2 separate regions of the Homo sapiens genome follow, and region 2 is linked to region 1. Evidence: chromatin loops called from intact Hi-C (ENCODE). Cell type or tissue: psoas muscle. All regions are shown on one strand. Links, peaks and the distances in the headings refer to the core of each region. The heading gives the core; the rest is flanking DNA.

The links. Hi-C counts contacts between places; a loop is a spot of excess contacts. Peaks named below come from ENCODE experiments on the same cell type or tissue, not always from the same donor. Only the 100,000 strongest peaks of a DNase experiment are listed, where the experiment ranks them.
Region 2: it touches region 1 in a loop (4-fold over the local background); 6 of 110 quality-filtered maps call a loop at or near these places.

The regions. Positions count from the first base shown.
Region 1 is chr22:32,808,546-32,824,825 of GRCh38, reverse strand. The region is part of intron 6 of SYN3 (synapsin III); the gene reads left to right. All of the region lies in intron 1 of TIMP3 (TIMP metallopeptidase inhibitor 3), which reads right to left. LOC124905104 (a long non-coding RNA gene) reads right to left here and starts at 13,510. Exons shown (of 2, transcript XR_007068068.1): 1 at 10,695-13,510; 2 at 10,486-10,525. RefSeq lists an enhancer at 4,000-4,499. In psoas muscle, for the core only: no CTCF peak of the experiment used is centred there; a DNase peak (open chromatin) is centred at 8,732; H3K27ac peaks cover 1,519 bases.
Region 2 is chr22:32,867,894-32,884,173 of GRCh38, reverse strand. It overlaps SYN3 (synapsin III), which reads left to right. Exons shown (of 14, transcript NM_003490.4): 5 at 15,049-15,208. Among named protein-coding and RNA genes, the nearest start is that of TIMP3, 74 kb to the right of the region's middle. RefSeq lists an enhancer at 1,858-2,152 and a silencer at 8,133-8,345. In psoas muscle, for the core only: no CTCF peak of the experiment used is centred there; no DNase peak of the experiment used is centred there; H3K27me3 peaks cover 1,053 bases.

The sequences.
Region 1 (16,280 bases), core at 4,362-12,361:
CAGAGAGTGAATGCAAACTGCCATGTCTTTACTCAGTATCAAAGACATCTGCCTCAAACACTGGTTCAGAAGCGAAAGAACAACATCGAAAGCAGAGGAAATGGATCCAAATGTTTCCTATGAAGGGAGTCATCATAACAACCCATTCAACGAATACAAGTAACTTCCTTTTATTTGTATACAGAGAATTTATATCATACATGCATGCCTCTAACCAGCCTGAGTTCAATGACATATATATATTATTTAATTATGCAAAAAATATATACATATATACACTCCATTTTAAAAGGGCAATTCCTCCCACCCCTGATTCTTCAGTGAGCTCCAGACAGGGATCTGCTGTTGTCTCTGGTGGTGCCAGTCCCTATATGACTACGGGGTTTAAAGACAGATCCTGAGATTGTCTCACTCCCTAAAAGCATCTCAGCTGCTCAACCTGAGGGTACTTGACAACAAAAAAAAAATAGTAATCTGTCACAACACTGATGGAACTGCTGGCTCAGGTGGAGTTATGGAGAGATGGCACTGTATTTTTTTTTTTTTTTGAGATGGAGTCTTGCTCTGTCGCCCAGGCTGGAGTGCAGTGGCGAGGTGTCGTCTCACTGCAACCTCCACCTCCCAAGTTTAAGTGATTATCCTGCCTCAGCCTCCCAAGTAGCTGGGACTTCAGATGTGCGCCACCACACCTGGTTAATTTTTTGTATTTTTAGTAGAGATGGGGTTTCACCGTGTTAGCCAGGATGGTCTCGATCTCCTGACCTCATGATCCGCCACCCTTGGCCTCCCAAAATGCTGGGATTACAGGCGTGAGTCACCGCGCCTGGCCTGCACTGTATTTTACAGGAATGTAAGGGTTTTTTGACTTTCTATGTGCTGACTTCATAAGATGTCACTCCATGACCCTTAGACATATAGGTGTCAAAAGACCTTCACCTATAATCACCTGTGGCAGGGCACTGTGGGGATGTACCATCTTATAGGAGTGGACATGGGGCTCTGGAGGCAGAGTGACTTGCCTGAGACCACATGGATGGCTGGGGAGTTCATTCTGACTGCACCCCACGTCTTTTCACTCCAAGTCTGGAGCTGCCTCCCCTGCTCCTACACGGCCTATTATTAGCACCATGGGAGCCCACCAAGCTTCTTCCTGCCTCAGCCAGTTACCATGCTGTCTGTCCAGAGACCTGCACTCACGGCCCCCTAAGTTGCTCTTGGCAATGCTTCTCCTTCCCTCCAATTGCTATTCCTGCTGGTGGCTGCTCACCCAATCCCAGACCACCACCCTCCAGGCCTGGTCGGCTCTGTGCTAATCCACTGGACCCTGGCTGCTTTGGGGCTGGGACACAGACGGCCCACTGCATCCTGGTTTCTGAGAGGAGACTCCCTTTGGCCAGCCCCAGGTTCAAATCTAGCTCATCTATTTAAGAGAGGCAGAGGACATCCACCCCACTCACAGCTCCCAACAGAAACATCCCTTGCGGCATTCTCTGTGGCAGGTCCCATCTCCTGCAGGGACCTTGGAGAGAGAGGATTTCCAGCGTCAGGTCCGTAAGAGCAATCAGGTAACTGACCACGGGACTTACAAGTCCCACCAGGAGCCAGAAGGTGGCGCCTAGGAAAGGGATGGGCTGTGCTGGCTTCCTACATGATGCTCTAGACCCAAAAGCAAGGGTCACTTGAGTCCTTGCTTTCCCACCATTGTTCTTTTATCTGATTATCAAATGATGTGTCAATGTAGTGAAATTTTATTTTCCAGAAAACACTGGATCAAATTAAAATCATCCAAAATCCCACAGCGCAGAGTAACTAGTGTTGATATTTAGTATACAGACATTCAGACTCTTCTCTAAGCATCTGGATGCACATTCATCTCTCTCTCTCTGTTTTTTTTTTGTTGTTGTTGTTGTTGTTGTTTTTAACAAATTGGCTTCTGTTACTCAAAAGTGCACCATAGGGCTATTCTGGCATCAATAGAGAACTACCTCAACATCTTTTATGACTCTTTCATTCACCTTTCTTTGGACCATCCATTATATTAATAAATCCATTTCTATCAACTCTGGCTATGAGGGCCACACCCACCTCCTTTGACTTCTGATTTTAATAGCACAGCACTGATGACACCTTAGCGGTTAGCAGAAGAGGAAGTGCAGATCTTCACTGTATGAACGCACCATAATCTAAGCAGTCTATTTGCAATAGACATTTAGATTAATTTGGGGATAAACAATGTAGCAATGGACTCCATTGCCTAGTTATTTCTTAGGACTAAATTTCTAGAAGTAAGATTGCTAGTTAAAGTGTATGCACATGTTTGAGGCTTTCGATGCACAGGAACATACTTCCCTCCCCAGACGTCACACCAGTTGCCTTTCCTCTTAGTGGCCTGTGAAGGTGAGAGACCAGACTCCATGAGGATAGGAAGTGCAAGTCCCAGATTCCCCACACTGCTCTGCCAAGTCCAGGGACATCATCTGGAAATCCCCAGAGGCATCAGCACATGGAGCACATCCCACGCAGGGCATGCAGGGGAAATGTGATCATACCCTGTGAACATACCCAGAGACAGCGAGGAAGACTTTGGGCACAGGAGCCAGCCTCGGAGATGGGGAGTTGGGGAAAGGACAGACAGACAGAGCTCCAACTTCTTTTTTTTTTTTTTTTTTTGAGATGGAGTTTTGCTCTTGTTGCCCAGGCTGGAGTGCAATGGTGCGATCTCGGCTCATTGCAACCTCTGCCTCCCAGGTTCAAGCAATTCTCCTGCCTCAGCCTCCCGAGTAGCTGGGATTACAGGCATGCGCCACCACGCCCGGCTAATTTTGTATTTTTAGTAGAGATGGGGTTTCTCCATGTTGGTCAGGCTGGTCTCGAACTCCCGACCTCAGGTGATCCGCCTGCCTCGGCCTCCCAAAGTGCTGAGATTACAGGCGTGAGCCACTGCGCTCGGCCTCAACTTCTTACAGAATAATCAGAAGCAGGGAGTGGAAGGCAGTGAGTGACGGGGGAACCATGAGGCCCTCTTTGTCTTGCAGGAAGTATCCCTCCACTGAGTGGGACATATGGTGACAAGAGGAGCTACGTGGGACAGTGACAAATACCTGGTTCAGGAATCCACCCCCTGGAAGCTGCTTTCCCCCACTCCCCACCTGCTGTGAGATATTGGGAAAGGGCTTCGCTTCTCTGGGCCTCCGCTCTTCCATCCGATTTGCCTTGCCCCTCAGCTGAGATCATCTTAATTCTGTGATTTCAGAACCAGCCTGAAGACCAGGGCAGACAGGTCTCCACTCCATCCCTGTCTGTTAACCAGGTCATTCACCTTTCTATGGACCATCCATTATATTAATAAATCCATTTCTATCAACTCTGGCTATGAGGGCCACACCCACCTTCTTTGACTTCTGATTTTAATAGCACAGCACTGATGACACCTTAGCGGTTAGCAGAAGAGCAAGTGCAGATCTTCAATGGAACGTAAAGAATGTGCTTTTCAAATTCAGCTTCAGCTCAGCCTTTACTGAAAGTCCCTGTCACTGCTGGCATCTCTCACCCACCTGCATTATAAATGGGGTCTTTCCCATTTTGCAATTGGGAAAACCAAGGCTCAGAGTTTACATTTTAGTCAACTAACTCCAGTGGTAAAAGGCAGAGACGGGATTCCATCTCTGCTTTTTTTGACTCTAAGTTCATCTCTTTTGACATCCTCCACTGTCTCTCCAAACCCTTCAGAAGAGCCTGGGAGATTGCACCGGTGGGTATTCTTTATGCTCAAAAATATAAATTCTCTAGTGCAGGGATGAGATCATATTGAAAGAGCATGAAGCCACCTGGGTTTCTCGGATTGGTCATGCTTGGCTCAGAGACCTTGAAGCCAATTAACATGTCTCTCCCTACCCTTTATCATCCATAAAATAAGCAGTGAGAGAATTAATTAGCAATATCTGGCAAACTCTGCTCTTTATCATTCATACATCACTTCTAATCTAATAAGTAAGCAGTTAACCTCCTTTTCTCCTTCCAAGAACCCACATCTGTTGACTTGGCTTTCAAATAGGTATGAGTAAGCTTCTGTGATCCTTCACCCTAAAACATATCCCAAGCCCCAAACCTCCCCTTGGTCCCAGGTGCTCCTTGGTGCCTGGGGGTAATCAGGTCCTGGTGATGCCACGACTTGTTTTCTCCGGGCCCCTGCCCAACCCTAAGCAAGCATGTTGCAGAAGCAAGATGTGCCAACTAAGCATGGGTCAGGACAAATCTCAGCCTGACCCTAAAGACTACCTCCATCCTCAAAGTAAATGGGGTTAAGGGGGAAGAAGTCAACCAGCCAGGTGCCGGGGAGTTACGGCTTTCAGGTGCAGGTTTTCCAGGCCCCTAGGTGATGCTAGGTGCTGCAGTGGAATGGGTGGATGAGCAGAGGAGGATGACACACACACGGAGTAGAACACACCACACACACACACACACACACACACGCAGTGGAATGGGTGGATGAGCAGAGGATGACACACACACGGAGTAGAACACACACCACACACACCACACACACACACACACACGCGCACGCACACACACACACACACACAGGGGAGAAAGGAGGAATGCTAAGGAAATGCCCTGTGATCATGCCCTGAGGGAGTGAGGAAGGGCTTGGGCACAGGAGCCAGCCTCAGAGACGGCCTGAATAGGATGAGAGGGCTGACTCTGCTGAGCCAGGAACGACACCTACACTCCACCTTCATAGGAATCAGAAAAGCACCCACTCTCAGTGTTAGAAGCTTGCACCACCCCCCACACCAAAAAATCCCCTCAAGGCCCTGATTCCCTTGGGCTCTAAAACAAACAAAAAAGCTAATGGGTTTCCCAGGAAGCCATGTGGTAGGATGGATATCACAGAAAACTATGGTTGCGAGAACTTCCCTTGGGCCCATGCGCAGAACAGGAAGTCAGGCAGTGAGTGGGCTCCCAGGAAGTTAATATACACTATGGACAGGTAGCAAGTTATGGACAGATAGCAAGATAGCCAGTTAATATACTCTATGGATGACCCAGCAAGTTTGCTGTTTCAGAATCCTCCTCTTCTGTTTTTTGAACTTTCGAAAACAAAAGATATGCTGGGAGACGCGGCCCCTAGAGTGTGCTTACTCCAGGTCCTTGATTGTCCAGACTGTGGAGGGGGAAGGGCAGATCTATGCCAAGAGGGGAACAGGCTGTAGAGGCCACAGCTGATTCATTTTTGTGACCTTAGCACTCTGCCCAGCACCTGGAATATAGTAGGTGCTCCATAAACCTGTGTTCAAGGAGAGAATCTGTCCATAGCATATGTATTAATGGGACCTTTATAGTCAATGGACATCCTTAGAAATCACATACCCATCGTTGGCTGGTGGTTGAGAAAAAAAGGTAAAAAATGAGATACACCCTTCTACATGTTTGGCCTCCAATATGGGGCCGGGCTGGGCCTCGAGAAGGAGACCGCAGGACCTCACCAGCAAGGCATCGTGTCCTCTTTGTGTCCTGAGATGCCTTCTCACTAAGCCTCTTTCCAGACCTTTGGTCCTGGGGATCTGCAGTGAGCAGAGAGGCAGCTCCTTGCGGGTGAAACCCAGCACCGGCCTGCAAGGCCAAGCCTCCCCATGCCAACACAGCTTATTTCCTCTTTCACTACCTCACTCCCTAGTGGAAAAAACAAGAAAACAAAATTCCCCTGAGCAATCTGAAACCCTGTGACCCCCTGGCCAAGTGGCAGATCCAGCTCCACCTTGATCCCCTCCACTTTCCTCTGGCTCACCTATACTTAAGCGCAGAGGCCAGCCTCGAGGTTATTTATAACTGTGTCAGAGGAGGAGGAGGCAGGAAATAGGAAATTATGCAGGAGGGGGCGAGGAGTAGCTGCAGGGGCCAAGTGACCCCGCTGGCTGGCTTGAAATCCACTACCTGCCTGGCCCGTGGCTTCAGAGCCCCATGACAGGGAATTCTTACCCAGACTGGATTCCTCCTGGTCTCTGAGCCCTACCTGCGAATCTCTTGCCAGTCACTTCCCCTTCTCCAGATCCAGGTGGAAGCAGTTTTATCCTGAGACTTTCCCCCTAGGCCGGCCACAGTGACATCAGCTTTTCTGACTGCAGTTAATGGTGCAAGAGCTGGAGGCCAAGCAGGAGGCCCAGCGCCGGAGGGGAGACAAACACCCAGCCCTGGGAGCAAATGGGGTGGCGGCAAACACACGGCCTTTTAAGTCCACCAGCCCTATCCTTCTGTTTCCTTTCCTCCTTTAAATACTCTGAAAGCGAGAGTCTGAATAGTGACTACTTGAGAACCCAAGACTTCTCCTTAACTTCATCCAGAGGACTCAAAGGGAAGGCCACTCAACCAGAATCACACAGCAGAAGGAGCAGAGCCAGGCCTGGGGTCCCATTTTCTGGAGGCACTGGCCCCTTTTTCTACACTACCATGCTGCCCCCAGCCCCTGGGCTAACTAAGACTCCCCCATTCTAAATGTGAGTGCCCCTGATGGACCGCATAGGCTGGATGTGCCCGTCCTTGCTTTGCCCAGCAGAGCCATGTCCATAAAGATGGCATCCCACGTCAAATCCTGTAGACTACTGCAAAATATCCATCAGCCAATTTCTTCACCAAAACGCTCTGAGCAGCCACTGAACTGGCAGTGCCATTAATTTTCAGACAATTTCAGACTAAGTTAGGTTACCTTTTTGGGGGGATTTTGTTGCTGTTTAGTTTCAACACCATTATTGACTCAGTGATACTCTAGGGCAAGTGTTCTAATGATCCAAGATAGCTTTTAGGAGAATTTCTGAAGCTCTTGAAATTTGTATGCATAGCTTTAATCAGAATCCCAAAGGTGCTCCTATCGGTAAAATGATTAGGTAGGACGGTGATGTAAGAGAAGTATAGAACAGAGAGGGGAGAGATCTGGCCCAGACGACCAGGGGACCAGGGTGGGGTTGCACCGGTATGTCCCCTACTGTTCATTACCTGCTCGCAGGGTGCCTGCCCCATGGACCTTCAATCAGAAACATCTCACCTTCACACTCACCACAATGTCCTTCAATCATGTCCTTAACGGTATAAACAAGATCCTAGGATTTAAAAATCTGATGTGTGCCCAGAACTGAGCCAAGCAAGATTATAAAACAAGTCATGACCACAGGAAGGAACTTTAAATCTGGCAAATGTGTGACCTTGAAGGTCAGCCTTCCCTTCCTCCTTTTTCTTCTGGTCCCTACAAAGCACCCACTGGCACCACTACAGCCATTTCTGTTTGGCAACCCTAGGAGAGCAGCTTCCCTGTGTAATGCAGATGATACTTCCTAATTTCTTCTTCCCTACTCAGCAATCACAATGGCAGGCAAGTGGGCAAAAGGGGTTTTCAGAATCCTCATCTGGGCAGTGTCTCACCAACTGCATTTGTAGGTGCTTCTTGGGAAAATTAGTTCCTTGGCTAGATATGTTCAGAGAACACTGGATTAAACAGAGCTAAACAGGTCACCATGCAGCAGGACTTCTCAGAGCTTTTACTATGCTAATAGCCACATGTCTCTCCAAGAGGGGAATACAATAAACAGCTCTCCCAAATAACATTTTTTTTTTTTTGAGATAGAGTCTTGCTCTGTCACCCTGGCTGGAGTGCAGTGGTACAATCATGGCTCACTGCAGCCTCAACCTCGTGGACTCAAGCGATTCTCCCACCTAAGCCTCAAGAGTAACTGGGACTACAGGCCCAACCACCTTTTCTTTTTTTTTTTTTTAAATTAGTAGAGACAGGGAATCTTACTATGTGACCCAGACTGGTCTTCAATTCCTGGGCTCAAGCGATCCTCTCGCCTCAGCCTCCCAAGGTGGGGTTATATGCGTGAGCCGCTGTGCCCGGCTCCAAAGAACATTTCTTAAGATTGGTGGTGCAAGGATCACACCTTGAGAAACACTGATTTAGGCCTTCCCACAGTACAAAGAAATGTTGCCTGCCCCATCCTTACAGCACACCTGATGACTTACAAGAGGTGCTGCTGAATTCCTCCCAGGGAAGCGACCTTAATTCTTCTCAGCAAGACAAGGAGGCAGCCTTCAGGAAGGACCCAGGAGCTTGGTATTAGAGGATGATCCAAGTCTGATGGCAAATTTAGAGTGCTCCAGGGAACACTGAAGTCTTGATGATAGGGCAAAAGGGAGTGATTCCATCTTTCTAACCTGGCAGGATAGCAGGTAACAAGACAGAAATAAGGAAAAAGCAAGCTGAACTTGTCTTTCCCTGACATTTGAACTGCCTGCTGTTCTCCTCACCAAAAATAAAAAAGCTGGTCTCAAGACAACAAAAGTAGAGAAGTAAAGGTAACAGAGGTCTCCAGCCTGCAGGAAGACTCATATAACCTCAGTCCAAAGTTCTTTTTATACAAAGCACAGATTTTTACTGGCTAAGTGCTCACCCAATGACCCATTTTCAGTATTTGTTTATTCCTGTATTTCACCCATGTTTATCGAGCACCTACTGAGTGTGTGGCCCGTAGTCAGGAATGCCCATCAATTACCAGGCAGCAAGGCTATTCTTAGTTTTCTGATGTCTATTTAAAGAGTGTTAATCCTCTGGCCTCCCCCCTACCCCCGCCCCTGCAATTAGACACATACCACTTTCCAACCTGGTACACTGACCTCGCCCAACTGGGAAGGCGGAATGGACAAGTGTTCTTCCCACCCTGCTTAACTTGGCCAAGAATCTGGCTTCATGGGTTAGGGCAGCCTGGGAACCAGCCAAGCCAGAGGAGACGAGCCTGCTTTGCCTGGGCCCTTCAATCAGTGCTGGGGTCAAAAACCTCCCTGTTCTGTTCCTTACTAGTGGCACAGTAAGGCAGAAAGTGTTGAGACTCAAGAGCAGAAAAATCCAGGCTGTCTAGTGGGGCGGTGAAGACCACAGACCACAGAACAGACACACCTGCTCAAATACTAGCTCTGCCATCATGCAGTGGGGTGACCGTGGGCAGAATTGGTGAGATTGCTCGGACTCTGGAGTCAGGAGGTCCGGCTCAAATCTGGCTTCACTATGTAGGTACATACTAGGTAAGTTACCTAGTCTCTCTCAGCTTCAGTATTTTCATCTGCAAAGTGGAATGAGGAGGACAAGGATGATAACACTAATAATTTCTGACATGTATGTTTATAGTAAAGAATAGAATTTATTACATGTATATATGTATATAAAGATCTTAAAATAGCTGTCAACAAATAGTAGCTGCTTTCATATTTAATTCCTCTTAAGTCCCAATTTTTTTCATCTGCAAAGTAGAAATAGGAGTGCCTACCTCAATGAGTGGTTATGAGAGTTTAAAGGAGATAATGCTTTAAAAGGTCTTGGCATATAAAAACAAATCAATAAATGTTAAAATATTATCAAATGGTTATTATTTTTGTTCCAGTTCCATCTCTATCTCTTAAACCAAGCTGCTGTACCTCTTTGGACCTCAGTTTCCCCATCTGTCAAGTGAGAGACCTGGATCAGATGGCTTCTCCAGTGTCACCGCACATGGGTTCCCTGCACTGGGACCCACAAGGCCTAGAAGTTACTTGCAGCAAAGCTGTCAGTAGCCTCTGAGCCTTGGTCAGCCCAAAAGTACCTCGAACAGCCCCATATCCCTGTGCACAGTTCATGAAACTAGAAATGGGGAGGGGAAGATGCCTTGCCTTTGCAAATGTTATCTTGACCTGTGCTGTAGTATTAACATGGCGGCCACTAACCACAGGTAGCTGAAACGCAACTAGTCCAAACTGAGATATGCTATGAGTGTAAAATACATAATGGATGTCAAAAACTTAATTTTAAAAATATTAAGATCTTATTAATAAGTGTAAAATTGATTACATATTGAAATGGTCATATTTTATACATATTGGGTTTAGTATTAAAATTAATTTCACTTTTTCCTCGTTTTTTTAAACATGACTATGGGAAAATTCAAAATTGCATACATGGCTCACGTGTAGCCACAATCCTGTTTCTCCTGAGCAATATCAATCTAGTTTTTTTCCCTTTCTGTCTCCCCGCTTGTGAGCCACCCAGTAAGAAACTCTTCTCAGAGGGATACCAGAAGGAATTCGAACTATTTGTAATTAACTTTTTGAAACAAAATAAAATCCAGATGTTAACTATCCAGGTGGAGCATTCTATTTTAGCAGCCTCCAGGAATCTCCTCTGGCTTAAAGGAGCCCTGAATAAATAAAATCTATCCAGCTGCCAAAGCACCCCATGATGTTACCATATTTATCAGCACCTGAAGTTCTAAATCTCCACTCTGGTCAAGCCATCTCTTGTCTTTCTCCGTTAGAAAAAGATGGGCAGTGGTTTCTGTTTTATTTTCCAAGGTACTTGCCACTGTTTAATACGGTAGCTTAGCAGTTAGGAATGGCCTTTTCTCATTAAGCTCAGCTCCCAATGTTTCAAACCAATCTCTTTCTTTCTTTCTTTCTTTCTCTCTTTCTTTCTCTTTCTTTCTTTCTTTCTTTCTGTCTCTCTCTCTCTCTCCTTCCTTCCTTCCCTCTCTCCCTCTCTCCCTCCCTCCCTCTTTCTTTCTTTCCTTCTTTCTTTCTTTTTTTTTCTTTCTTTCCTTTCTTTGTTTTCTTTCTTTCTTTCTTTCTTTCTTTTCTTTCTTTCTCTTTCTCTCTCTCTCTCTCTCTCTCTCTCACACACACACACACACACACACACACACACACACGAGTATTGCCTGGAAAGGCTGGAATGCTGTCTTTCTCAAATGTTCTTATTCATTCATGATACTTTTATTGAATGCCTACTAACATCAGGCAATGAGCTGGTGAGCAAGACTTGGCTCCCATCTAAGGGGAGGCAGTAATACCATGTAGTAATAATATGATGGCTGACATTTATCAGGTCCTTACTACATGCCAGGCAATGAGCCAGGCCTTTTATTTCCATTGTGTCTGTGAATTCTTCCACAACCTATGAGGTTAAGAGTACTATTATTGCATACTCCATTTTACAGATAGGAAAAATGAGACCAGGGAATTAACTTGTCCAGGGACAGGCAACTAGCCATGAACGAGGCCAAGGTTTGAGCCAAGTGGTCTAACTCCAGAACCTGTGCTCCAGCTCAGAAAGTGTGGGAAATGCAGGACACATTTTGCCAAAAAAAAAAAAATTGGGTGTTACTCACTCAGAGATCCGAGAATTGAAAGGAGATTCTAGAAATAAAATGGATTCCAGATCACAAAACTGGTGACCCACAAGGCTGAATCTGGCCCATGGACATGTTTTGTTTGGTCCACGTGTGTGTGTGTGTGTGTGTGTGTGTGTGTGTGTGTGTGTGTGTGTGTGTATCTTTTCAGAAGATGTTACATTAAAAATTTGGATTTCTTGCTTGTCCTAAGAGACTGGAAATCTGGCATCACTAGACTCACATCCTGATAGGCTGGAGCTGGACAGCAGCTGTCCCCTCCAGAAGGGACCTGGACTGTACGGTTCACCACAGTTACTGCCACTCTCTATTGTCTCCCCAACTCCAAAGCCAAAGCTCAGATGCTGTTTATCATCACACTTGCCCACTGTTTTATTGCTTGTCTTATAATAAAGAAATCATTTTTAGTACCTGTTTAGCTCTCCAAAATGGAAACCAAGAGAATGGGGAACCATAAACATATTTGGTAGGAGTGAGTAATATTCCAATATGTCTGATACTCAAATATCCAGCTTCTGTGCCTGGTCCCTGTAGGCACTGGGTTTGTGACATGGCATGGATGACAAGTGAGGAAATCCAGGCCAAAAGAGAATCAGCCAAAGAAGGAACTGGAACCCACACCCACCTTCCCACCTTAAGTATAAGCTTTTTATCCACTGCACTCATTTGTTCAGAACTGCACCCTGGAGACCAACCTGGATTCTGAGATTCTTGGATCTCTCAGTCCTTGCAGTGGTGAAGTTTGACCTTCCAAACTTCCTCAGGATCTTTGGAGCTTTCTATCCTGTCACTGGGGTTTCTCCCTGTCAGGGGAGCAGATAGTGACTGCCCAATGGGGCACACGTTTGATCTAAGTCTTCCAAATACCCTCCTCATTCACTTAAACAAAGGTTCCATCAGATCACACATGTGTTCATCTGAGCCAGACTTCCATGAGAGAAGTCCTCTCAGCAACAGAAAATGTTTGAGCCGAGCCATGAACCACATTTTCCAGAGTGAGGCACTGCTCAGGTAGGCTGTGGATAAGGAAAGCCTTATTTTGATGAGTATTGAGTCTTAATCCCATTTCTTGTCTATCAGCTTCTTCAGTGGTGTTAATGAGGTTCAATTTTTACCAAGCCCTCCCACAATCAGTGACAGGCCCTGAAGTGACCTTGAGTCTTAATTCTAGCCATCGACTAAGTCTGCAAGGTTGCTGTCTGTTTGGCAAATCAGCCCTGCTCCAACAGAAGTTTGGTGGTCAAATATGTCATCTGATAAAGTATCTCAGCTCACTAGAGGTTTTGTTCAGAGCCCGCATCCACTTTTGCAACCACAGAAATCCTGGCTCTTACCTTAATAGACCATATTTCTAACAAAGTTACCTACTGAAGGGTGTGGTTGACAGATTTAGGTGCTGAGTTATTCAGCTAAAGTAGAGAGCCCTTTCCAAGGGAACTTAGAGCCAGAAAAACTTGACCATAGTAGGCATTCAGTGAAATACACACCACATAGAGCCAATATCCTGCTGTTTTACAGATAAGAGACCAAACCCAGGGAGGTCAGTATCACCAAGGGGACTCCAGAGTCAGATGATGAACTAGGACTAGACCTTAGGCCTCCTAACTCCAGCCAGTGCTCCTCCTCCATGCCACACTGCACCTCCTAGCCCTGGCAGTGGATAGGGGAGCGGTTGCTGACTCTTCAGCCAAGTTCATTGTCACCATTCCATTTCTAGGGCCCTCTCTTTGGCTACCCTAGTGACTTCTACCTCTGCTTATCAATGGGAGCTGTCTAAAGAGGGAAGGGCAGCACCAGATCCTTGACAAGTGTTGGGCTTGCCCTCAGAAGACATGGGTTCCAATCCCATTCCATGTATTGGCTATATGGCTAAGCCACAGAACCCCGCCATTCTCAATACTGACATCCACTAACTAGGAACTATGACCGACCCCCCAATCACCATCCTGCTTTCCTCGTTGCGAAGTTGTCATCAAATGAGATCAAATGGACTTAAGACTCTAAAATGTGAAGAGTTGTGAAAATAGAGTAGGAACTTTGTTGTTTCTTTCTCTGCCCTGTGGGAAGCACTGTGACAAAATGGAACACATTAGATTTGGAGGCGGGGGGATCAAACCACGATTTTGAATTGAAACTCAGCTCTCTCTATATGACCCTGGAAAACATCACATCACACCACAGAGCGCCATTTTCCTCACCGAAAGTGAAGTGAGAATATCAGCTCTGCTCTATAACAACACTACTACTAAAAGCTCATGCTTATTCTTATTGAGCTATTCTGTGCCAAGAATCAGTCTCTTGTATAGACTAAGGGCTACAACTTTTTAGACTTGGGAAGATTCTACCCATTTTGCGACCTCTCCACCTGAGTCTTTGGCTCCCCACTTTTGGGGCCCCCCTCAGTCTGCTTATCTTTGATTTTCTTCCTCTCCAGACATGCCTTCCCTGCTGCCCCCAAATTTTATTACCGTATAGTCAGTTCTGGGATCCTAACATAACCAAGCCTTACCTCCTAACCCAGTGCCCTTTCAACTGTCTCAGTGGTTCCCAGCCTTTTCAACACTAAGGAATATTTAGTGCTAAACATTCCATGAAGTATTTCACTTAATTGCCAATGAAGTTACCACGTGGTACATAATATATTTCCCCCCATTTTAGAGATGAGGAAACTGAGGCAAAGAACCTGCCCAAGCTTGGGAGTAGCAGAGCTCACTAGAGCTATCATGTTTCCAAATCGAAAAGGCAGGGAGCTTATTCATGATGATAAAGTCTAAGTCAAAAGGGAGCCCTTCCTAAATACATGAGATGCAAACACCTTAGTCAAACACCTCAAGTCACGAAACCAAGTCTTCATGAAATCTGACCCTGGTTGCGAAACTCACCATCCCCACATCCTAATCCAGGCATTGCAGGAGCTCTGAAGTTTCTGAATGAAACAGCTCTTCTCTGCAGGCAGCCAGGCGGCCCTGTGCCTGACACCCTCATGGGCAGAGGCAGAGGGGATAATTACCATGTAGTATTTAAGATCTCTAGTTCCGGAATGGCTCTTGGAGGCTTGGTCAGCTCAGGACTTCCCCTCTCCACTCCCCAGTACCCACCCCCCGCCCAATCATCTAGGGCTCTGTTTTTCCACTAACTGAACTTTACCTTGGGCTCTCTGAGGCCAGATCGTACAGCTTTCCTTCCCTTCCCCACCCCCACAAAAAGCCAGGTGGCTGCAGGCTTGGAAACACTTATAGTTTCTTGTCTCCAAGCCGTGAATGCCACCATTAGGTGATCGGATTTACATGAACATAAATCAGACTTGAGTGTTGGGTAGTGTGGACTGTCCCTTCTGTGACAGCAAAGCCATCCTAGCCACACAGATGGCCTCTAAATGGGTCAGGAAAGGTTCTCTGGGGCCCCTCTGAAGCTACAAACACTAATTTTTTAACAGCTGAACAAAAAGACCTCTTAGTTCCACTGCAGCCCACATAGACACCTGTGGGCCTCCTGTCAAACAGTATTTAGTAAGTCCCTTTAGCTAGAATCAATACTTTGTGTACCCCTGGATGCCAGACATGAACATAGGAAAATATCTGAACCCATGTCACCTCCTCTGAAAGGATAGGGACCTCAACTAGGACACATCAGTTACCTGCTGTCTATCCCAGGCATGGTGGCAGCACTGTGGGTAACAGGGAGAAGTGACAATGGCAGTAAATGCATGGGACCTGCCCACAGGGAGAAGAGATGCTAAGCTGGCATGAAACTAAAGATTCTCAGGAGGGGCAAAGGACAGCGATATACCAAAGAAGCCAGGAGCTATTTTAGGCATATCAGTAAGCCAACCCAAATCCGACAATGCAATCACCCAGGAACCCATGAGAAAACTTCCCAGGCTTATGAAAACACCAACCGTCCTTGCTTTCGGCTATAATTAATTAGTATATTAGCTGATTGTGTCAGAATAATGACTGGCTAGTATCAGCAGTTCTAGTTATATTTTAATTTGTTTTTTAATGGAAAGTTAATCAACACTCAACACATGAAATTGTGTCGGATAACTGTTCCAAACACAGAACTTATTGGAGGGAAAAATTAATTTTAAAAAATTCCATAGTGTTGAAAAGTCTGGGAACCACTGAGAGAGTTGAAAGGGCACTGGGTTAGGAGGTAAGGCTTGGTTATGTTAGGATCCCAGAACTGACTATACAGTAATAAAATTTGGGGGCAGCAGGGAAGGCATGTCTGGAGAGGAAGAAAACCAAAGATAAGCAGACTGACGGGGACCCCAACAGTGGGGAGCCAAAGACTCATGTGGAGAGGTCGCAAAATGGGTAGAATCTTCCCAAGTCTAAAAAGTTGTAGCCCTTGGTCTATATGAGAGACTGATTGGAAACACAGGTTTTGGAGATAGGCTAAGCAAGTATAGGTTGCAAGTGGTGTGAGCTTGGGCAAGCCATTTGGCTTCCCTAGCCTGAGACAGCTCATCAGGCAGCTGGGATGACTGATAGGCAAGTAAGGAGCTTGGTACAGTGCCTGGCACATAGTAAGGGCACCAAACTTACTATGAAAATTACAGTATTATGTTTGTGATCTCCTGCAGGGTTGGCATTTAGAAATCTCCACTTTCTTCTCTGGGAGGGTGCTAGGGTATCATGTCCACCAGAAGACAGGACTAGACTTATCAAGTAATGCAGAGAGCATAGTGGGTGCTTACCCTCTAAAGTGGGTTAGGTTTATCCCTCTGGGTGGCACGCAGCCCTAAGTTCTTTCTCCCAGCGCAGGAATGATCCCCTCTGGGAGTTTCCCATGCAGCTTTGGAGAATTTGGGTTTTACTAGAGATGGTGTTTTTCAGCATGCTTAAAATATGGGCAAGGTTTATGACTGTTCGTCTGTACCAATGCCAAGGAGTGATCAGGGAAAGGAACCAAAGGAGACCTAGAGAATGAGAAGTTAATGAGGACTGTTCAAAACCGAGGGGGTGTCATGGGCCAAGAGCCAGAGAGACAGAGTATGAACAGCTGGAGCAGGACAGACCAGTGATGAGACTATGAGGATGAGGTAGGCAGGGTCCACACTGGCCCTTGTAAAAGCCA
Region 2 (16,280 bases), core at 4,495-12,494, 59 kb before region 1:
GTATTTGTTGGGAAATGTGTTAGCTTAGAAACGTTTCCCAGGTTCGGCCAGACTTTGTTTTACATGGTAGCTGCATGCTGACGTGTTTCTTGGCTGGTATGAGTATATGAAGTCCCACCTAGCAGGGGAAAGAATAAGTCCCAGCTAGAACTTGAGGAAACATACCTAAGTGTTGTTACCACCTTGCTTTCTTGTCCAGCAGCCATTGATTGGCCACCACTATGGACTCAGCAGGAAATTATACTGTAATCAGTGATGTCTGATGTGGGCTTAGGAGATACCAAGATTCTACTACCACTCTGAGGCCGGCTGTTGGATCTGTACACACCAAAACTTGCCAACTTATTCCCCTCATCAAACTTAGCTACGCCATAGGACAGGAATCTCAAACCCTTTCCTTCCTTGGTGCATTTCACATAATAGATGCTCAGTAAATGTGCACTGAATGGAGATATCATCACAGTTCACCTGGTAGCAGCTATCTTTTTTTAAAAAAGAGAACCTAACAGGAGTTCTCAGCCTTGGCTGCACATTCCAATTACTTAGAAAGCTTCTAAAAATCTCCAAACCCAGGTGGGCACTTCAGGTCAATTCTATCAGAATATCTAGGGGCAGAGAAGAGGAGGAAGAACTAGTTTTGAGAGCTCCTTGGGTGATTCCAATGTACAGCCAAGATTGGCGAGCCACTAAACTAGAATGAGGAGGGTTGATCTGACAGCTGCCAAACCAGTAAACACACACAGCCCCAGACACAGTGGGTAAAACCCAGAGGGCTTTCTAGAAAGCTGCTCCTACCCTCTGCTTCTTTTGATGGGCATCCGACTGAGCTGGAAGCCATCAAGATCCTGTCTTAAGAGGTTCCCAGTTTCCTGTCCACAGTGGAGGGTGCAGCTGGAAGCATTTATGCTGGAAGCCCTTACTGGGTTATGGTCCTAAAAATTACTGCCATATGTCTCCAGCAGGGAGGGCAGGGTCCACATTTGTTCCCTGCACCCTCTGCAGCCTCTTTATGTAGCTGCTCAATACTCACCCATGGGGGCCCCCTAAATAGCTCCCTTTAGTTTCATAATTTTATTGAGCTTCTAGATTCCTTGCAATTGGCCAGACCCTGGAAATTCAGATATAAATTCAACATCACCACTCGCTGGTGGAGTTCACAGCCTGGAGGGGGAAATGGGAAGTAAATCAACTGCTAGGATGTGACACAGTCAGGGCCTGGTGGAGAATAGTTCAGAGAAGCAAGGGCTTAGAGGAGCTGGTTGGGGGGCGGGGGGACTTCAGAAGCCTTCTGAGGAGAAGTGGTAATAGCGCTGAGGCTTTTTTATTGTTTTCTTTTTAAATATTCATATACATATTGCAAAGTTCGGAATAATCTTACACATAGATAGTTGAACACACTACTTTGACAAATATTAACATTTTGCCATGTTTGCTTCAGATCCTAAAAAAAAAAAAAATTCTGAACTATTTTAAGGCTAGAAAAAGTACAGAGAATAATTTAGCAAACACTCATAAACTAAGGTGGTTAAGACACCCGCTCTGGAGCCAGGCTACTTGCATCTGCCGTGTGACATTGGAGAGGCTGCTTGTCCTCTCTGTGCCTCTGTCTCGTTTAAACACACACTTCAAAGGGCAACTGTCAGGATCAATTAAGGTAATACTCTGAAAAATACAAGTTCCCAGCACTCTTAAATGCTAACTGTTGTTTCCCTTATGTTCACAACTGAGTTTGTCAAATCTTAACATTTAGCCGAATTTGTTTTAGATTTTTTTTAATGAAAAGAAATATAATACCATAGGTACTTTTAAGGACTCCTGTCTACACCCTTCCCTGCACTGATGACAGACAAAATGTTAGCCAGGCGGTCAGAGTGGGAAAGTCCATGTTAGAACATAGGGACAGGGAAGGCCCTGGCTTCTGAGGAAACCCTCTGATGTGGTCAGAAAGGAAGATGACCTGACCGATGGGCAGGGGAGGAGGCTGGAGAGGCAGCCGCAGCTTGTCAGGGAAGACCATCAGGCGTTTCACCTGACAGCCCAGGTCCCGTCACAGACAGACGTCACATCCTGCCCTCCCCTGTCTCCCAGGAAACCCTCGAGGTTCCTTTTTTTTTTTTTTTGAGACAGAGTCTCGCTCTGTCGCCAGGCTGGAGTGCAGTGGCATGATCTCGGCTCACTGCAGCCTCTGCCTCTTAGGTTCAAGTGATTCCCCTGCCTCAGTCTCCGAATAGCTGGGACTACAGGCACATGCCACCATGCCCAGCTAATTTTTGTATTTTTAGTAGAGACGGGGTTTCACCATATTGGCCAGGCTGGTCTCGAACTCCTGACCTCAGGTGATCTGCCCTACTCGGCCTCCCAAAATGCTGGGATTACAGGCGTGAGCCACTGTGCCCGGCCTCAAGGTTCCTTTTTCACATCTTTCCTTTAAAAAAAAACAACTATCAAACAATGGATAAAATAAAGAAAGCTCACCCACTCTTGCCCCTCAACCTGGAAAATTCCATCCTGTGTCAGCTAGCTTTGAGGGAAGATGGAGAACCTAGGGAACCAGCGAGAAGTGGCTGGGCCACCTGAGATCAGCGCCACCTGGGTGCTCTGGGGGCGGAGATGGGTGATTTAGGGCTGTGGCCCAGGCAGGAGCGTTTAGCATCTTTTGGGCCCAGCTTCTCAGTCTTGCACTGAGGAAGCAGCTTGGGAGGGGGTGCCCTACCAGGCAGATATTTCCTGCTGAGCGAGCTGATAAGTGAGCCCTCTGACTAGTTCAATAGTTAACCCGACAGAGCACAGATGTGGCCTGTCAGACAGAGATATGTGTGGGGAAGGCCTTGGGTATAAGTACATATTAGCGCCTGGCCTGGGTTTGAAATGTGCTCTCCCATCACCCCTCGGCAGTACCATCATTTTTCATCTCAAAATGGGCTTTCCCCTTCCCCCACTCCTCTCTCCTCCACTCCACTGCCCCAGCATCCGTTCCAGCCGCTGCCGAGGAACAGCTGCTCTGAGGCCCATCTCTCATCAGCTGCCTTATCTCTCCGATGAATAATGTTCCCCTTCCCCGAGCAGCAGCCTGGCAGGAGGCCCGCCCCAGCGCTGAGCAGGCTGCTGACAGCGCTGGAGCTCAGGCAGCTGTCGGAGAGCAGGGCTGCCCCAGGCCACCACGTGGGTGAGGGCTAACCCCTCTGCCTCCCGGCGACATGCCACTTGAGGCCCCATTGCCCTGGCGAGCTGCAGCTCACAAACTCAGCCTTTCCAAGCACATCTCAGCAGCCCCTGGGTGCAATTGCCATGCTGGGTGCTGGGGAAACAGGCATTTCAGACATGGGCCCTGTCCTTCAGTGGCGAGGGCTGTTTACGAGACGCGCAACTTGTACCTAACAGTTCAGACCTCTGTATTTAGTAGTTCTTAGGAACATATTAACTACTCCAGGTTTCAGTTATCCTCATCTGCAAAATGGGCTAGTAATAGTGGAGTGTAAATGCTGGTCAGTTCTCTGCTCACATCCTCTTTGCCAGCCAGTGCCCCCAGCGGCTCCAGGTGTCATGGTAATGCTGTACCCGTGGCCTTCTCCATTTCTTGGGCTGATGGTAACTGCATCCCTGAGACGGCTGAGAGGGTAAACCCTCTCCACCACCACCCACCAGGGGGTCAGTGACTGATTGCTCTTGGGGATACAGAAGCCCAGCGCTCTTTCCTCAAAGTGGGACAACTCCATGGCACTGTTTTTGCCCCAGAGCCCCCCTGTAGACCAGGCCAAGGCCAGAGCTTCTCTAAGACAATATCCCTCCTTGGCTTCTTCCCCTTCCTTGAGCTACCACCGTCACCCCTCACAGTTTTCCTGAAGAGGACTCCCTCCATGAGTCACTGGCTTGCAAATCCCTACTTTAGCCTCCACTTCTAGGGAACCCAGCCCAAGAGAAGTAGCTACTTTACAGGGGTTTGGGGTGAGGATGCTATGAGATCATGTTGAAATGCCTTTTGCAAGCATCTGGCACTCAGCAAGTACCCAATAATGAGTAATCGTGATTCTTACAAACCAGTAACACCTGACAGAATGTAACAGGGGAGCTCAGATGCACAGCTACAGTGGGAGGTGGGAGTCAAAAACCTTGGCTTCAAGTTCTGGCATGGGAGACAATCATCCCAGGAAGGTCCCCCAGGGGTCACATAGCCCAACTCTCCTTTGACCAATCGGGAACCTGAAGCTGAGAGAGGAGAAGCAACAATCTCAAAGACACAAGAGCAGAGCTGGGACTAGAAGATGTCTTGATTTTTCCCACCACTCCTCATTATTTTAACCACTTTCTGATCCTCTGTTTTCAGTTATTTTTTTAAAAGGGTTGTTGACTTTATATGGACCAGGACTCTGAGAAGAGAAGCCATTTCCATGTGGATCCCTTGAGTACCTACTATGTGCTTAACACCGGCTAGGTACTCAGGGAAGGGGTCACAAAAGTATATTCCTATCCTTACTGCTGTGGTCTGAATGCCTGTGTTCCTCAGAGTTCAAATGTTGAAATCCTAACCTTCAATGTGATGGTATTAGGAGATGAAGTCTTTGGGAAGTGATTAGCCATGAGGGCAGAGTTTTCATGGATGGGATTAATGCCCTTATAAGTAAGAGGCCCCGAGAGAGCTCCCTTCCCCCTTCGACTATGTGAGGACGCAATGAGAATGTGCCATCTACAAACCAGAAAGCAGGTCCCCCACCTCCCCAGCATCACATCAGCTGATGCCTTGGTCCTGGACTTCTTAGCCTCCAGAAATGTGAGAAATAAATTTTTGTTGTTTTTAAGCCACTCAGTTTATGGCATTTTGCTGTAGCAACTCCAAGTCTGTCTCTCCAGGATCTATAAATGTGCCTGGCACATATTAGTGCTCAATACATTTTTGTTAAATAAATGGAATAATTAATTAATCAGTCCGTGTCTTGGCAGATCCATGAAACTTTACCTCCCTGGGTAGAAAATCTGTTTAAGGGTATGTGATGCTCAGGCAGATCTTAAAGAGACTGCAGCTGCAGAGTTTCTAGACACTTAGAGATTGCAGAACACTTTACTGTTTTCAAAGACTGTTTTCAAAGTGTGTGTGTGTGTGTATGTGTGTGTCTGTGTGTGTGTTGGTTACCTTTATTTTTTTTAACCAGTCAGTATAGTGATTTTCAAAAATTTTTTAAGTGCATTGTCAACATTTAAGTAATTGAGAATTTCACATAAATACCCAGATTTAGGTATCTTTTGAAAAGTCACAAGGGCCATGCAGGACCCTCATTCCCACATGGCCATAATGGCTTAGACCTTAGACTGGGCCCCATTTGCTTATTCCTCACTCCTGGTTTCTCCCTCCTCATCCTCCACAGAGGCTTCCATTAGCTGCCCTTTGTCTTAGTGGTTGTGCCCTCCTACAGAAAAGTGAAATATACTTCATACTATTGAGTGACAAAATGAAAGATATGTGAAAGGACATGCCTGCTTCCAAAAAAGGTTGAAGAGAGCATTGTGGAAATGAAGGATATTCTTATGTGCTTTATATGAAAACAGAGAGTGTGTGTGAGAAGAGAAAACCGAAGAGGCCCACCTCACTCAACCATGGTGGTACCTGCTTGGCCCCCTGGGGTAGTGGCAGGGAAATCACATAACACTCAACACTCAGAAGTATGGACCCTGGACTAGGCTGGGGCTACAGAGAGGAATAAGATGAAGGACTTGTGTTGAGGATTTAGAAGCTGAAGGTCTGTTAAGGTGTCTCAAGCATGAGGCATTGGAGGAGAAAACCAGAGTGGAAATGAGGAGTGGAGAGTGTAGGGACCAATCCTAGACACTTCTGGAGGGAAGACTTAGCAGCTCTGGTGGCTCCATACTTAAGGAATGTCAGGGAGAAGAACTGCACATGACTTCAGGGTGACATACGCCCAGTTCCTGGGAGCACGACAGACCTTTAACAGAAGTCCTCAGATCCACTTTGGGGGAAGCTGATGACTTGGGGTCCAGTCACATTGAGTTGGAGGTGATGATGAGAGGTTCAGGGTGGTGGAAGGTTCTGGTTGCACGGTGATTGTGCACACGGACTTCGAAGCCCAAAGACCTGCACTCCAGTCCCAGGTGGACACCTTCTTGGCTGTGCTTCATCTCTCTATGCCTTTGTTTCTTGAAAAATAAAGCTATTATTATCGTATCTACCTTGTAGAGTTATCATGAGGATAAAGATAACATAAGTAAAATCCTAAAAATTATTCCTGGCACCAAGGAAGTGCTCTATAAATCTGAATCACTTTCATTATTGCCTATGAGGACAAGGTAAGGGAAGTCCCTGAATGGAGATGATTCCATGAAGCAGAGAACCAAAGATTGAGCCTTGGAGGAGCTCTTCTCTTGGAGAAGAGCTGTAGTTAGGGAGAAAACAGTGAAGGAGCTGGGAGTTGGGAAGCAAGGGCGGAGGGTGTCTTCGAGGCAAGGTGGAAAGGGTTTGCGGAGAAGGGGGACAGTGATCATGCCACAGAAGCCACAGAGGACAAGAGGAGCCCTGCAGCAGGGCTTCTCTAGCAGGGTGCATTTCCACCCAGGGGACACTTGGCAATGGTGGGAGACATTGCTTGTTGTCACAACTGGGCATGGGAGTGCTGCTGCGTCTAGTGGGTAGAGGCCAGAGATGCTCCTAATATCCTACAAGGCACAGAACAGCCCCCCACAACAGAGAATTATCCAGCCTGAAAATGTCCACAGTGCTGAGGTTGGGAAACCCTATTCTAGAGCCAACAGGCTGTGAAGCTTGACTCATGGTTCCATCACCAATAGCTGCGTGACCTTGGTGAGTTCCTTAGCTGCTCTGTGCCTCGGATTCATGGTAGGTTTTCCTTGTTAGGTTTAAATGAGTGAAGTTATACAGAGGGCCTGAAGTCTCATGGTATTTTACTAGAGCCTCATTGTGTTTTAGTTATAATTAGAAATTGGGTAAGGTAAGGACACAGAAGAAGCCATCTGATCTGGGGGCTTCACACTTAGAAGTGACCTCGGAGCAATTGTATTGGGGTGGAAAGGGACTAACAGCCAGGAGCAGAGGGCACATTGGAATTGGGGCCAGAGGGCACAGACTGCCTTGTCCATCAGGCATAGCAATGGACAGAGGAAGGGGAATGACTAGTTATGGCTGCAAGGCCAAGTACAGGGGACTTATTTCTCATATCTATCTATCTATCTACCTACCGTCTATTTATCTATCATCTATCTACTTATTTATCTATCTATTTATGCATGTGTACCAACCGAAAGTTTTAGTAAATGCACAAACTGCGATATAATGAAAATGGAAATTTTCAAAAGAAGAGAAATCACCTGCCACCTGACTACCTTAACAAATGAGTGGTTTTCATCTCTCCTTCCAGGCCTGTCATTTTTACAGTGCTTTAGTCATAAAACAGGTCCTCTATTCTATTGTTTTATGTCACATGAAATTGTACCATAAGCATTTTCCATGATGTGACTCCACTGTTTCATTTTCCATTTTTTTCCAGAATGAAGATAACCTCATTGTTTTTTTCCTGATTGTAAAAATGCTCTGTGCTCTTTTTTTTTTTTTTTAACAATGCAGGCAGTACCAAAAAGTATGAAGAAGAATGTAATAGTTCCCATTTCCCATCTCACTCTTTAAGGCCAGCATTTTGGTGAACATCCATCCGAACAAATCTCCACGCGTTTATCAATTTGTTGACTTACTCCTTCTTTTATGTAAATATGAACATGATTTAACTGCCAGTCCATTTGGAACCTTAAAGTGAAGGTTTTTTATTGTTGGGGTTTGCTATGGTCTGAATATGTGTGTCCCCCCAAAATTTATGTTGAATCCTAACGCCCAATGCGATTAGGAGGTGGGGCCATTAGGAGGTGATTAAGTCATGAAGTCATCAGCCCTAATGAATGGGATTTGTGGCCTTGAAAAGGGACCCCAGAGAGCTGCCTTGCCCCTTCTGCCATGTAAGGACACAGTGAGGAGCTAGGAAGGGGGCCTCAGCAGAGACCAAATGTGATGGTGCCTCGATATTGGACTTCCCAGCCTCCAGAATGTGAGAAATGAATTTCTGTTGTTTATAAGTCACCCAGTCTATAGTATTTTGTTCTAGCAGCCCAAACAGACTAAGTCAGGGTTGTTGTTTTAGGAAGTGGGGAATGGGGCCATGCATGGGTGTACGCCAGAACAAAGGAAGCCAGCAAGTCCTGAAAGATACTGGAAAAGGGAATAGTGGGCACGTGCAGTGTGTTAGTTTCCTGAGGCTGCTATAACAAAGCACCACAGGTTGGGTGGCTTAAATAACAGAAATTCATTCTCCCATCATTCTGGGGACCAGACGTCTGAAATCAAGACTCCTATGCCATGCTCCTTCTGAAGGCTCCAGGGGAGGATCCTTCCTTGCCACTCTCTAGTTCCTGAAGGTCACCAGCAATCCTTGAAATTCCCTGTATTATAGACACATCACTCCAATCTCTGACTCCCTCATCACATGGCATTCTCTTCCCCTGTGTGTGTCTGTTTCCGAATTTCCCTCTTCTCCTAAAGACATCAGTCATTGGGTTAGGGTTCACTCTCCTCCAGTGTGACCTCATCTTAACTTGATTATATTTGCAAAGGCCCTATTTTCCAAATAAGGTCACAGTCACAGGTACCAGTGCTTAGGACCTCGACATATCTTCCTGGGGGCAACAGTTCAACCCATAACATGTGGGGTTCCCAGGGTGACCAGGAGGAAGAGGATAGAGCAAGGACAGAGATTCAGGAAGGAAGAGACCGGAATAAAGATACCAGGATTGTGAGGCTGAAACGAGACAAGGAAGCTTCCTTCCTCCAGCAACTCGTGTCTGTGTTTTATTAACCTCCTAGCACTTTACAAAGAGGGCCCTCGGATTCAACAGAGAGCCGGGCTGTCTGTAAACCCCACCGGGCCCCTTCTCCACCGGTGTGCATCTGGCAGCTGCCATGGGGGCCCCACAGGCCTCCCTCCTGCATCCTGTTGTCTGCTCCTCACCAGATTCTTGGTTGGCTGCCACCTAATTTCTTTTTGGCCTGGGCTAATTTCTTGCAGTCCTCGGGCTGGCGGGAAGCATCACTAATTCCCAAAGTCCTTCCATATGGGCGATTCAAACCCCTCCATCTGCAAAGCGTGCACATTTCCTTGGCTTTATCCTTGCAGAATAGTGGTACCCTAAGTCTGCAGGAGCATGGAGCTTGTTTCAATGTTTTGAATTCCCCCTCCCCATTTGCTGGTTTACTCGGTTCCCTTTGTCCCCTTCCCCCAGATTTGATACCCAAGGTTGAATTTTCCAAGGTGGAGTGTTATGAAGAGTGTGGAGACAATTAAGAGAAAACGTGAAGTCTCTTTGCCCGTTGACATGGACGTCAGAAAGTCTGGAGCCTTCGCAGGCCTGGCTGGAATCAGCTCTGGGTGTGATGGGTCTCAGCATGTGAACAAAATCAGCATGAACATCACCCTTTGCCAACCTGGCTCTTGGGGACCAGGGGACAGTTATGAAATAGTGGTCAAGTGACTGAGAATAATGAGGCTTCTGCTGATTAACTTAGGTCCCAGGCAAAGTCCAGCCAAGAGCTGTTCTTGCCACCACAGACCTCTGCATATTTGAGAGAATTATTACACTTCTCCAATGGTTAAGAGTCACTTCACCTCTGGCCTCCAGCTTTTTGACGCTGCCAGAAGCATTCAGTAATCCCCCTGTGACACGTCACCTGTCCCATCTTTACCGTTAATTATTTCTTGTCCTTGATTTCCTCTCAAGTGCCAACAGCCACTTCTGAGAAAGACTTGGGATCAGGAGCCCAAATATTATAGCTCATATTACGGTTAAAGGTGAAATAACAAGAAAACCCAGCTACAACCTGCGGCCAGGACGTGCCAGTTTGTGTGAGATTAAAGGAGACCTTACCCAGGCACGAGAGACCCAGGTCTTGGGCTCAGTGGGGCTCTACGGCAGGAAGAGAAGGAAGGGGCTTAAAAGGTTGGGGGATTTTTCTTTTTACTTTCTTTTTCTTTTTTGAGACAGATTCTTGTTCTGTCATCCAGGCAGTAGGGCAGTGACACGATCTCGGCTCACTGCAACCTCTGCCTCCCTGGTTCAAGCAATTCTTGTGCCCTAGCCTTCCAAGTAGCTGGGATTACAGGTGTGTGCCACTATGCCCAGCTAATTTTTTTTTTTTGTATTTTTTGTAGAGATGGGGTTTTGCCACGTTGGCCAGGCTGGTCTTGAACTCCTGGCCTTAAGTGATCCGCCCACCTTGGCCTCCCAAAATGCTGGGATTACAAGCATGAGCCACTGCATTTGGCCGACTCATCTAATGTTGACAGGTGTCTTGCCTCCCTCCTTATCTCTTTTCCCAGCTGGTACTTCTGCTACAAATGGGATTTCTTCATGTAACAGGAAAATGGTCTCCCATCAGCCCAGCTTATATTACTTCAGTGTAGCTGGCCACTCCTGTCTTTCAGAGCTCAGATACAACACACCCGAGAATTTTCTCACAGGCCCATTTTACATCAGGTGTTCCGTCCTTAGACCAGTTACAGCCCAGGAAAATGTGGTTCTCTGATCAGAGAGGATTTCCGCATGGGCTCTGTTTCTAGAAAAAGGAGGAGTTCTGGGTACAGAGCAGATAAAACCAGCACAGTCCACTACACCCCCAACAACGAGGGCACATTCATTCAGTCGCAGGTGCCTTCCCCCTGCCTGGAATACTCTCCAAACCCAACCCACTTGACAACCTCAGCTTTTAAGACCAAGGCTTCCAGCACACACTTGCTCACACTCATCCCTTAACAGAGTTGAATCCATCCTTTGGACCACCTTATGCCCTTGTACATGCCTCAATTATTTCACTCACTCACTCACCCACTCACTCCCTCCTTTGTTAATTTAACAAATGCTGGCCGGGCACGGTGGCTCACGTCTGTAATCCCGGCACTTTGGGAGGCCAAGGTGGGCAGATCACCTGAGGTCAGGAGTTTGAAACTAGCCTGTCCAAAATGGCAAAACCTTGCCTCTACTAAAAATACAAAAATTAGCCGGGTGCAGGGGCACGTGCCTGTAATCCCAGCTACTTGGGAGGCTGAGACAGGAGAACTGCCTGAACCTGGGAGGTGGAGATTGCAGTGAGCCAAGATCACACCATTGCACACCAGCCTGGACAATATGGACAATAGAGCCAGACTCTGTCTCTCAAAAAAAAAAAAAAAAAAAAAGTGCTTAGGGCACGTTGCACCCAACTCCTCTTGGGTTGTGAGTTTCTTAAAAGCAGGAATCATCCCTGTCATCTTGGGATCTCCAACCTTTGCCAGAGTGCTTGGCCCACTGTCGAGGCTCGGTAACTACTGGAGGTCACAACCTTAAATGTTGGGGTGACTGCAGGACTTGGCCACCCCCTGGCCAGATGGAGAACCTGGGGTGCTGGGTACAGAGGGAGGAACTGAATGCCACAGGTTGCCCAGCTTAAGTCAGTAATTTCTCTATAGTCATTGCATATCCATCATACCCTAGACTTTCAAGAAGGACTCTATGCCTTCTGTAGCAGTGAATGGCAGAATTCACTCTATAACACATGCCTGGTTTGGCCTGATATATTGTGCATAGGAAGTGCTTATTTTTCACATATTAGATCTGAGACTCTTAAGAGGTCATGGTGGCCACCTTGAATTCCCTGGGGTTATGAATTTCTTCGTGGTGTTACTTGTTAGCTTGTAAGGCAACCCCTTGGTAATAAGGGGCTACTTGCTGTCTCCTGGCTACTATGTCTATCAGTCTAGTTTTCTTCTCTAGGATCGCAGGGAAAGTGATCCCTCCCCTTTCCAGTGGCCATTTCACATCATGTTCATTCATTTATTCATGTGTTCATATATGCATTCATTCATGCAATCATTTATTTAAAAACAGTTTTGAGGCCTATTTTGTCCAAGACAGTCAAGTCCTCTGTTCCCATTGAGCTGACATCTTTAGAAAAGAGAACTAGACAGTTAAGCAGCTAATCAAACAAACAGGAGAAATAAAATTGTCACAGAGCCATGAATAAAGAAAATAGGGCAAAACGAGGGTTGGGGCAAATTTTGATAGAGTAGACAGAATGGTGGCTTTGAGGACGAGGCACCTACACGCAATGTGGGAGAAGAGCATCTAGGGAATTGAAGGAAGAGAAGGTGGTCAGTGTGGCTTGTGTGGCAGTGAGGGAGGCGAGAAAGATAGAAAATGAGGATGGAAGGCTGGGTAGGGTGGTTCATGCCTGTAATTCCAACACTTTGGGAACCTGAGGCAGGAGGATCACTTAAGTTCAGAGGTTCAAGACCAACCTGGGTAACAGCAAAATCTCATCTCTACAAAAAATAAAAAATAATAATAAAATAAATTTAAAAATTAGCTGGATGTGGTGGTGCGCACCTGTAGTCCCAGCTACTTGGGAGGCTGATGTGGGAGGATCGCTTGAGCCCAGGAGTTTGAGGGTGCAGTGAGTGTGATGACACCACTGCACTCCAGCCTGAGCAACAGAGGGAGACCCTGTCTCTAAAAAAATAATAATTTAAAAAAATAAAATAAATGAGGATGGAGTGGCAGGCAACCCATTTGGGACCTTGTAGCCACGATAAGGCACTAGGGATCTCTTGTCAGAAAGAGAGACGCCTTTTGAGGGTTTGAAGCAGGGGAGTGATGTATAATTTTGTAAGAGCACTTCACATGTGGGATCTTGAGGTAGATTTCCAAATCCGTAAAGACAATGAGGAGCTTCCTGCTACTTTTATTTTGAGGAATCAGAAAGGTTCTGATTTAGAGGTGAGTTTTGGAAGCCCTGGAGAGAGAGCACCATAATATCTGGAGCCAGAGTCGGGGATCCCAAAACAAGCCATGGGATTCTCCTCTTGGAAGGTGGTCTTGGAAGGGCATCCTCTTTTTTTAGATAGCCAGGTTTGGTGTTTTTTGTTTTTCCCATGTCCCTCTTATGAATTCCCAGCAATGGGGAAAAAAAATAGGAGGCTGGCCAGCAGGAGACCTTTTATTATTTCCTCATGAAGAAGGATGGGGTTATTCTTAGTAAGACACCACGTTTGCTGCCACTGTTGTCTGTGATGGAACCCACGCTGCCAGGGAGGAGTGGATGTCTCATTGTCAGAACCAGGGCCATGGACAATGTATTTATGTGTTGTTTTTTAAGATGCACATCCATTAAAAAGAAACAGACAAGCAAGCATCTAGTAAAAACATTGCCACACATGATGGATAAAGGGCAGTATCCTTAATACACAGAACTCACCTCAATAGGAAACTGGAGACCCTATTTTGTTTTGAATGGAAAAGGATGTGAACAGACTTTTACAGGAAAGAAAATGCAGATGGTTAATAAAAAGCATTTAATTTCACTAGAATCAGACAAATGCAAACTAAAACAATAGCAGGATACAGGGTGTCTTTTGGGGGGAATTCTGTTGTCAAATTGAAAAAAATATTTTTCAAAAACTGCAGTGCTGGTGAGGCTGTAATGAGATGGACATTCTCATAAACAATTTGTGAGATGTACCTTAAAAAGGGAACTTTTTTTGGGTATCTTACAAAAAGCTTACACCCTTTAATCCATTAGTCCCACTTCTTAGGATCTATCTTATGAAAATAATTTAAAATAATGGCACTGATTTGTATATGAAATATTGGAAATAGCTTATATGATAATAGTAGATGATTGGTTTACTTAATTATGATATATCATTCAGTGAACTATTGTGTAGAAATTAAAAATTATATTTTAGAAGATATTTTTGGTAGTAGAGAAAAATATATACACTATATTATTATGTGGAAAACATTAAAATCAAAAGAAAGTATGGAGCAATTATGAATGTGAATGCATATTATATACATTGAAATTGATCATTGGATCAAAAATGTATATACAAAGGTTGTTAGGAGTTTCCTCTGCATTGTAAAATTATGAGCATTTTGTTTACTTCTTTGTACATGCCAAGGAATTTTTGTTTTTTTATACACAAAGAATGTGTATTACTTTTAAAATCAGATAAAAGTAGCAAATGGTTATAAGTGCTCCCTATTGCCCCAGCCTGGGCTGATTTTTTTGTGTTACTTAAAAATAAGGAATCCAAAAATAGTTTGATCTTTGGTGGTATGAATCAAACAATGTGTGAATCCTCCTGGGGCCCTGTGATGGAGTCAAAAGCATGTGGACTTGGAGCCAGATGACCTGAGTTCCAATGCGGCTCTCCTGCTTCTGAGCTTTGTGATTCGGAAAGTTCATAATTTCCCTGGGCTGCAGTGTTCCCATCTATAAAATGGGGAGATGGTCCAGATCTTTACCCAGGTCTGTTTGTGAGCACTCATCAGGATCCTGTCTCTAGAGGGACCTAGCAAATAGCCTGGCATGGGCTCGGCCATCAAATCCCTACTCTTGCTGCTTTCCAGAGGTTGCTACTTGAAAAAAAAAAAAAAAAAAAAAACCAAGATGTGTTGGTTGATTTGAGATCTGCAGGAACAAGAGCCGGAGCCATGAGGCTACACAGACCTGGCCCTGCTGCCTCTCTGCAGCGTATCTTTTTGAACAAGTGACTTAGTCTTCCTGAGCCTCAGGGTGCTCGTTTGTGAAATGGGAGTTGATGACAACCCTCACCTCCTAGGGCAGTTGTCCTCACCATGGATAATACATACATTCAGTAGAGTGCGTGGTACCTTGCAGAATCTCGGTTGATTCACTTTGATATATTTTTTTCTGGTTGCAAATGAAATAGATGTTCAATGCAGGGAATTTAGGAAAGAGCCTGTGAGAGAGAGAGAGAGAGAGAGAGAGAGAGAGAGAGAGAATATATATAGTGTTTCCAGCCCTTTGACTTTATAGTGGAGTAGCTGTGCCTTTGCATTTAACTGCCCTCATCCCCCACCTGCTCCCACTTCTGAACTAAGCTGCCGCCCTGCAAGTCAGTGCTATCATCCCCAGCAAGCTGTGGCCGGATGCCCTGGTGTTTCATCAATGTCCCAGTGTGGTAACACTGCTGTTGGCTTTCTCAGCAGATCCTTCAAGCCAGACTTCATCCTGGTCCGCCAGCATGCCTACAGCATGGCCCTGGGGGAAGACTACCGCAGCCTGGTCATCGGCCTGCAGTATGGAGGGCTGCCTGCTGTCAACTCTCTCTACTCCGTCTACAACTTCTGCAGCAAGCCCTGGGTGGTAGGTGACAGGGCAGGCTGACCTGGAGGGATCTGGGAGGCAGTGGGTGGCCTCCCACTCTGCGACAAGCCCACTCCCCAGCATGGAGGCCTCAGTAGTAAAAATTCTTATTTAAGCAACTGAACTGAACTTGGATCCTAGGGCTCTTGTTGGAATTGTTGCCTAACAATTATATTAATTTTATATTTTATATATTATTATGGTAAATATTTATAGGCCGGGCACGGTGGCTTATGCCTGTAATCCCAGCACTTTGGGAGGCCAAGACAGGCGGATCACCTGAAGTTGGTAGTTCGAGACCAGCCTGACCGACATGGAGAAACCCCATCTCTACTAAAAATACAAAATTAGCCAGGCATGGTGGCGCATGTCTGTAATCCCGCTGTAATCCCAGCTACTCGGGAGGCTGAGGCAGGAGAATCGCTTGAACCCGGGAGGCGGAGGTTGTGGTGAGCCGAGATCGTGCCGTTGCACTCCAGCCTGGGCAACAACAGCGAAACTCTGTCTCGAAAAAAAGTTTTGTAATAAATAAATGCATATACGTTAATATATACATGTTATATATTATACATGTTACATGTAATATATGATATATGATATTACATATATGTAATAATTGATCTTTGTAATATATAATATATAATACAGTGACAATATATGCTATTAATAATATATAATAACAAAACATGTTATTATATAACATTATGATATGGTGTTATGTTATAATATTAGTCATAAAGATGCACCATATTGTTTTATGAACATTCTATCATTATTGTTAACAGCAGACTCCATTTATTGAGCACTTACTATGTCCCAGAAAACTATGCTACCTGGCACTCAAACTGTCGCTCTCGTGTGAAGTGAGTGTCAACCCTTCATTTTACAGAGATGGAAGCTCAGCTTCAGGCCACTTAAGGAACTTGCTCAGTGAGTGGTGAGGCCACAATTTAAGCCATCTCTCTCTCCAACACCCAACATTTAATTTCTCTTCTTTTATTCCTTAGTTTCAGTCATTCATTTGATTTATTTGAGTTTCCATCCAAATGTTACCTGTAAGAAAGACTTCTTA